Regions from separate parts of the Homo sapiens genome. Here region 2 is linked to region 1. Evidence: read pairs that join two places in POLR2A ChIA-PET (ENCODE). Cell type or tissue: HepG2. All regions are shown on one strand. Each heading gives the region's core, and the rest is flanking DNA. Links, peaks and the distances in the headings are about the cores only. Region 1 overlaps CACNB4 (calcium voltage-gated channel auxiliary subunit beta 4). Region 2 has its middle 43 kb from the start of NEB.

What was found. ChIA-PET counts read pairs that join two places held together with the same protein. Peaks named below come from ENCODE experiments on the same cell type or tissue, not always from the same donor. Only the 100,000 strongest peaks of a DNase experiment are listed, where the experiment ranks them.
Region 2: POLR2A ChIA-PET joins it to region 1 with 6 read pairs; 1 of 35 experiments calls an interaction of 5 or more read pairs at or near these places.

Annotation. Positions count from the first base shown.
Region 1 is chr2:151,972,528-151,975,447 of GRCh38, forward strand. All of the region lies in intron 2 of CACNB4 (calcium voltage-gated channel auxiliary subunit beta 4), which reads right to left. Among named protein-coding and RNA genes, the nearest start is that of CACNB4, 130 kb to the right of the region's middle. In HepG2, for the core only: no CTCF peak of the experiment used is centred there; DNase peaks (open chromatin) are centred at 684 and 1,474; H3K4me3 peaks cover 1,985 bases.
Region 2 is chr2:151,776,128-151,779,047 of GRCh38, forward strand. No RefSeq gene overlaps it. Among named protein-coding and RNA genes, the nearest start is that of NEB, 43 kb to the left of the region's middle. In HepG2, for the core only: a CTCF peak has its summit at 1,561 (motif pointing right); a DNase peak (open chromatin) is centred at 1,574.

The DNA.
Region 1 (2,920 bases), core at 142-2,641:
TTGGGCAACACGCAGAGAGACTTTGCGGAAACAGAGTTAGAGTTAGAGAAAACACACAGACAGGAAGGAAAAATGGAATGCCTTAACAGAACTGAGGATTTCTATCTTTCATGGATAGCACATCATTAGACATATACGTCTGCATTGACGTATACCACAGGGTTTTTTTTTGTTTTTTGTTTTTTTTTTGTTATAACCTGTTTATTTGGTGGTTTAGCCAGAGAATCTTATATAACACACTCCTGTTTCAAATGTAGCAACATGTATTGGCACTGCACTCACATAAAATTCAGACTCCCCACAGCACTTCCCATTAACCACCCCCAGCCATTCTACCTTGCGAGGTTTCTGTGTATTGATGAAAAAAATAGGAACTACCACCAGCAAGAGTCAAAAGAAAGATTCAATTATCAGCTTTACCTTATATTTAAAAGCTAGCACTCTATGGTATGATTTCAGGGATTTCAGGAAATTATTTCACCCTGATTTTAACAGATTGCATGAGCCTGACCTAGGGGGGAGAAGGAGTCCAGTTCTCTAACCCAAAACACACGTGAGTCTGCTTCGCTCTTCCAAGGTAGAGTATAGGAACACTGCCCACTGCCTCTGCACTGGATTGCTGTATGGCCACAAGCCTAGCATCTGATTTCCTTAACAAAGAAGCAGTATATCTGCACTGCTTGTTTGGCCAGAAAGCACATAATAATACAGCCACAGCTTAGGAACTTCCATTCATGCTAGCTCAACAAACAATGTGTATTATATAATGAATGAGGCTTTTCTATGAACCCTGCTATTGGAAAACATAGGCACTTTCTGCATAGTTTAAACCAGTCTGCAAGGAGCAGTTACCCCTGGTGAGATCAAACGTGGACCCGGTAATGTATAAATTCAAACAGCCTACACTCTTGAATGCTTTGCCATCACCCTAATTTCTTTTTTGCTTGACAATAAATAATTTTAGTTACCTATAAACTACACAGAGAACATTTACACAGCAGCCAGCAAGCCCCAGAATGATGTTAGCTTTCTGCTCCATGTTCCCTGCGTTGCCTAAGAAATAAGAAGCGGGGGGGTGGAGGGGATAGTGGGAGGAGGAAGAGGAGGGGAGAGGGAATTAGCTATCTATGAAAATACTTACAGCCTCCGAGTCTTCAATTCCATGCAGGTACAAATTGTCATACATGGAGGTGTGATAATCCAGAGCACCTCTTTCAAGGCAAAAACAAAATTGCTGCAGAAACCACAGCTACAGCTTAAAGAGAAAAGGCCTGTTTGGGAGAACTGCGCCTGCCTTATCAATTCCTGTGGATTTACCAGGCAAGATGCTATTCATTCACATCCCACAGGGTGAGGTTATCCCCAGAGGCAGTCCAGACCTGGCATTTTATCTGCCTTCCCAATACAGAGCACAAAAAGCAAAACCCTTCCTCAACCACAGACTGGTGACTGAGCTAGGAAAGCGGCCTCTGATTGGCTCGGCTTCCCTGCTTCAGTCAGCTGAAGAGCGTTCCCTCGGAGAGTGGAGGGCGCCTCGGAGCATCCTACCCAGCAAAGAGCTGCTTCCTGTTTCGCCTGTATTGTTAGTTCTACAATAAACACTTATCAATATCCAAAAGGCTGCGTGGAATGTTTGGAAAGGCAAACTATTGAATACTCCAAACACAACTGCTCATCTTCTTAATTAAATTCACAATTGGAGAAGGGAGCAAAGGAAAGATTTTATTTTCAGAGAATATCATGTAAAGACAGGTAAACAGATACTAATCTCATCCAACATCTGTACTTAACAGATGCATTTAAGTCAAAAGGGCAATGAGTCATAAAAAAAATCTTTACACCCAATGTGAAGAAAAAAATGACTAGAATAAACAGATGGTAAGATTTCTTGTGGGAATTTCTATAGTAAAAGTTTTCAATATTCTCGTTGAAGTCTCTCTGCCTCACTGGCAAGAAAAGAGCTCTGTGTCCCAACTGGTGAAGTTTGAAAAGGAAGCCAAAAACTTCTCAACTTTTAGATGTGAAATGTTTAATGCTCTTTAGTTGAATGTTTTTAAATCAACTTTAAGCAACAGCCAATGTCTTCACGTAAATTCTTCATCCCCTTCCCATGCACAAATCTTTAATAATCCTGAAGTGGCATTGGTCTTTTCCCCAAAACCCAAATAGAAACGTCAGACTCCCTCCACCTGCTGCTCCACACCGCAACTCAGGTGACCTAGGACAGGTCCCACATTGCAGCAGCCTGGGATGAGTTTCTCTAGGTACTTAGAACTTTCTGGTCAACCAAAAAAAAAAAAAAAAAAAGCTGCAGCTTTGAAACAGGAGAGCTTTATGGCCCACTCTAAAAGTAGCCAGCTAAATTCAGGAGGACAAAGAAGCTGGTGAGGAGCACAGAACATATTTTAGAGAAGCTGCATGACTGACTGGGTAAGTAATGACCCAGAAACTCAGAGGCTCTAAGTCCCCTGTATCAGCTTTGCCACTAATTGGTCAGATGACTCTGGACCAGTCAGTCACCATCTTGATGGGCTCTGGTTTCTTCACCCGCCAAAATGAGGTAAGAAATAACTTAGGGAAAGAACTCTGCAAATCTAAAGTGCAACATAAACACTTACCATTGAGAAGCTGCTTTGTCAGCTGGAAGGCACTGGCTGCAGTTCATGGGAGCTCAGCACAAGAGTAACTGGCTGGCCCTGGATCTAGGAAAGGAGGCCTGTCCTTCCAGCCAGTATCTCTGAAAAGCGTAACTCTTAAAGGAACAAACCTGAGTCAAAATAATAACACAACAGCTACAACAGCTGAGCAGAGCATAGTTCTTCCAGGTCTGTGCTGACCCGTTCATGTCTTTCAATCACAGTCGCACATCTTGGGAGTGGCATCAATACCTAGTCCACTGTCAAATATAAATGATAGCAAG
Region 2 (2,920 bases), core at 149-2,648, 200 kb before region 1:
GAAATAAATCTTTATTGTTTGTAAATTACCCAGTCTGTGTTAGAATGTTACAGCAGTAAAAAATGGACTAAGACACATACCCTGCCACGACAAATCCCAGAACAGTACTGTCAGTGAAAAGAGCCAAAGTCTGTAAAATATTTGAAGAGTTTTATTTTGAGCCAAATATGAGTGACCATGGCCCACAGCACTGTCTCAAGAGGTCCTGAGAACATGTGCCCAAGGTGGTTGGGTTGCAGCTTGGTTTTATATGTCTTAGGGAGACAAAAGACATCAATCAATACATGTGAGGTATACATTGGTTAAGTCCCAAAAGGCAGGACAATTTGAAGGGTGGGGACTTACAGGTCACAGGTGGATTCAAAGATTTTCTGATTGGCTGAGAGTTAAGTTATTATCTAAAAACCTGGGATCAATAGAAAGGAGTGTCTGGGTTAAGATAAGGGGTTGTGGCTCCAAGGTTCTTACTATGCAGTGAAGCAGGCAGTTTCCAGTAGTCTATAGGTGGCAGGCCTTTCAGACCATAGATGGCAAATGTTTCCTATTCAATCCTTTAAGAGGTGCGAGACTCTCAGTTAATCTCTTCAAGACTGGGAGGACCTGGTAGAGGAAAGACCTAGTTATGTTAATGGAGATTCTTTACAGAGGCAAATTTCCCCCCCAAAAAAACAGCTTTACAGAGCTATTTCTAAATATGGTGATGAAACATATTTTTGGGGTAAAACATTTTGGTTTCCCTCTTCATCTGTCATGTGATGTTATGAGAGTCAAGTTGGAAAGTAATCCATGTTACATAGGGTTAAATAAAATCCATCTTCTGAGACTTTCTGTTTGTACTGTGTGACTTCTCTGACCCCTTAGGTAGGGATTTAGACAAGAGAGAAAAATGGTCAGAGTTTAGTCCTTGGTATGTTTTGGTGTCTGGGTCTTGCTCTGTCAGCCAGACTGGAGTGCAGTGACACAATCATGGCTCAGTGTAGCCTTGACCTCCTGGGCTCAAGTGATCCTCCCACCTCAGCCTCCCAAGTAGCTGGGACTACAGACACATACCACCATACCTGGCTAATTTTAAAATTTTTTTGTAGCAACAAGATTTTTCACTTTGTTGCCCGGGCTGGTCTTGAACTCCTGAGCTCAAGTGCTCCTTCCACCTCAGCCTCCCAAAGTGCTGGGATTACAAGAGTGAGCCACTGTGCCCAGCCTGGTTTGCACTTTGAGATGCTCTGTTGGCAGACTCCTCAGCAAAGCCTGCTGCCTGCTGTGTCTTCCCACTGGTGCAACAAGCCTGTTGCTCTTTGGGTGTCCTCTGCTCTCCTGTCTCTTTGGGGCTCTGGGAGACACAGGCTTTTGCATATTCACCTCACTCCTGGTCCAGTGTCCTTACTCATTCATCATGGGCACTTTAGGTCTTTCTGCTGTTCCAGATGTTAACAGGTGAATGAAGTCTCATAGTCACCGTATCAACCAGTGGGTACGGCAGCTTTCAGAATAAAACTTTCTTTCTCCAATTCTTTGCATTGTGCTATTATCTATCAACTGGCATATATTGAACACTAGGAGGCTCCAGACCTGCCCTGTCCAGTACAGGAGTCATTAGCTACTTTAGGCTATGGAGCACTTGCAAGGCACCTAATACAAATTGAGATGTGCTCTGAATGTAAAATACACGATGGATTTTGAAGACTTAACACAAAAAAAGTAAAATATCTCAATAATTTTTATACTGATTACATGTTGCAGTGGTAACATGTTAGATATATTGGGTAATTAAAATGTATTAGTAAAATTAACTTTATTGTTTCTTATTACGTTTGAATGTAACTACTCAACAATTTAAAATTACATATGTGGCACACATCTTACTTCTATTGGACAGCACTGCCCAGGACATGTTTATTCAAATGTCTGTTGAGTGCCTATGAGGGTTTAGTCACTAAGCCAAGTGCTAGCTGCATGATGGGGCTTATGAAGAAAATCAAAGCCTTTGCCTTCATGAAGACAGATAGTAATGTAAACACCCTGTGGGTTCTTGCCGGCTTCCCAGATAGAGCCAATTTATCAAGGCAGGGGAATTGCAATAGAGAAAGAGTTTACCACTGCACTCCAGCCTGGGTGAAAGAGTGAGACTGTCTCAAAAAAAAAAAAAAAAAAGAGAGAGTTCATTAGAGTGAATAGGCAACCTACAGAATGGGAGAAAACTTTTGCAACCTATCCATCTGACAAAGGGCTAATATCCAGAATCTACAAAGAACTTAAACAAATTTACAAGAAAAAAACAACCCCATCAAAAAGTGGGCAAAGGAAATAGACACTTCTCAAAAGAAGACATTTATGCAGCCAACAAACATATGAAAAAAAGCTCATCATCACTGGTTATTAGAGAAATGCAAATCAAAACCACAGTGAGATACTATCTCATGCCAGTTAGAATGGCGATCATTAAAAAGTCAGGAAACAACAGATGCTGGAGAGAATGCGGAGAAACAGGAACACTTTTACACTGTTGGTGGGAGTGTAAAATAATTCAACCATTGTGGAAGACAGTGTGGTGATTCTTCAAGGATCTAGAACTAGAAATGCCACTTGACTCAGCAATCCGATTACTGGGTATATACCCAACCCAGTGGATTATAAATCATTCTACTATAAAGACATGCACACGTATGTTTATTGCGGCACTATCCACAATAGCAAAGACTTGGAACCAACCCAAATGCCCATCAATGATAGAGTGGATAAAGAAAATGTGGCACATATACACCATGGAATACTATGCAGCCATAAAAAAGGATGAGTTCATGTCCTTTGCAGGGACATGGATGAAGCTGTAAACCATCATTCTCAGCAAACTAACACAGGAACAGAAAACCAAACACCACATGTTCTCACTCGTAAGTGGGAGTTGAACAATGAGAGCACA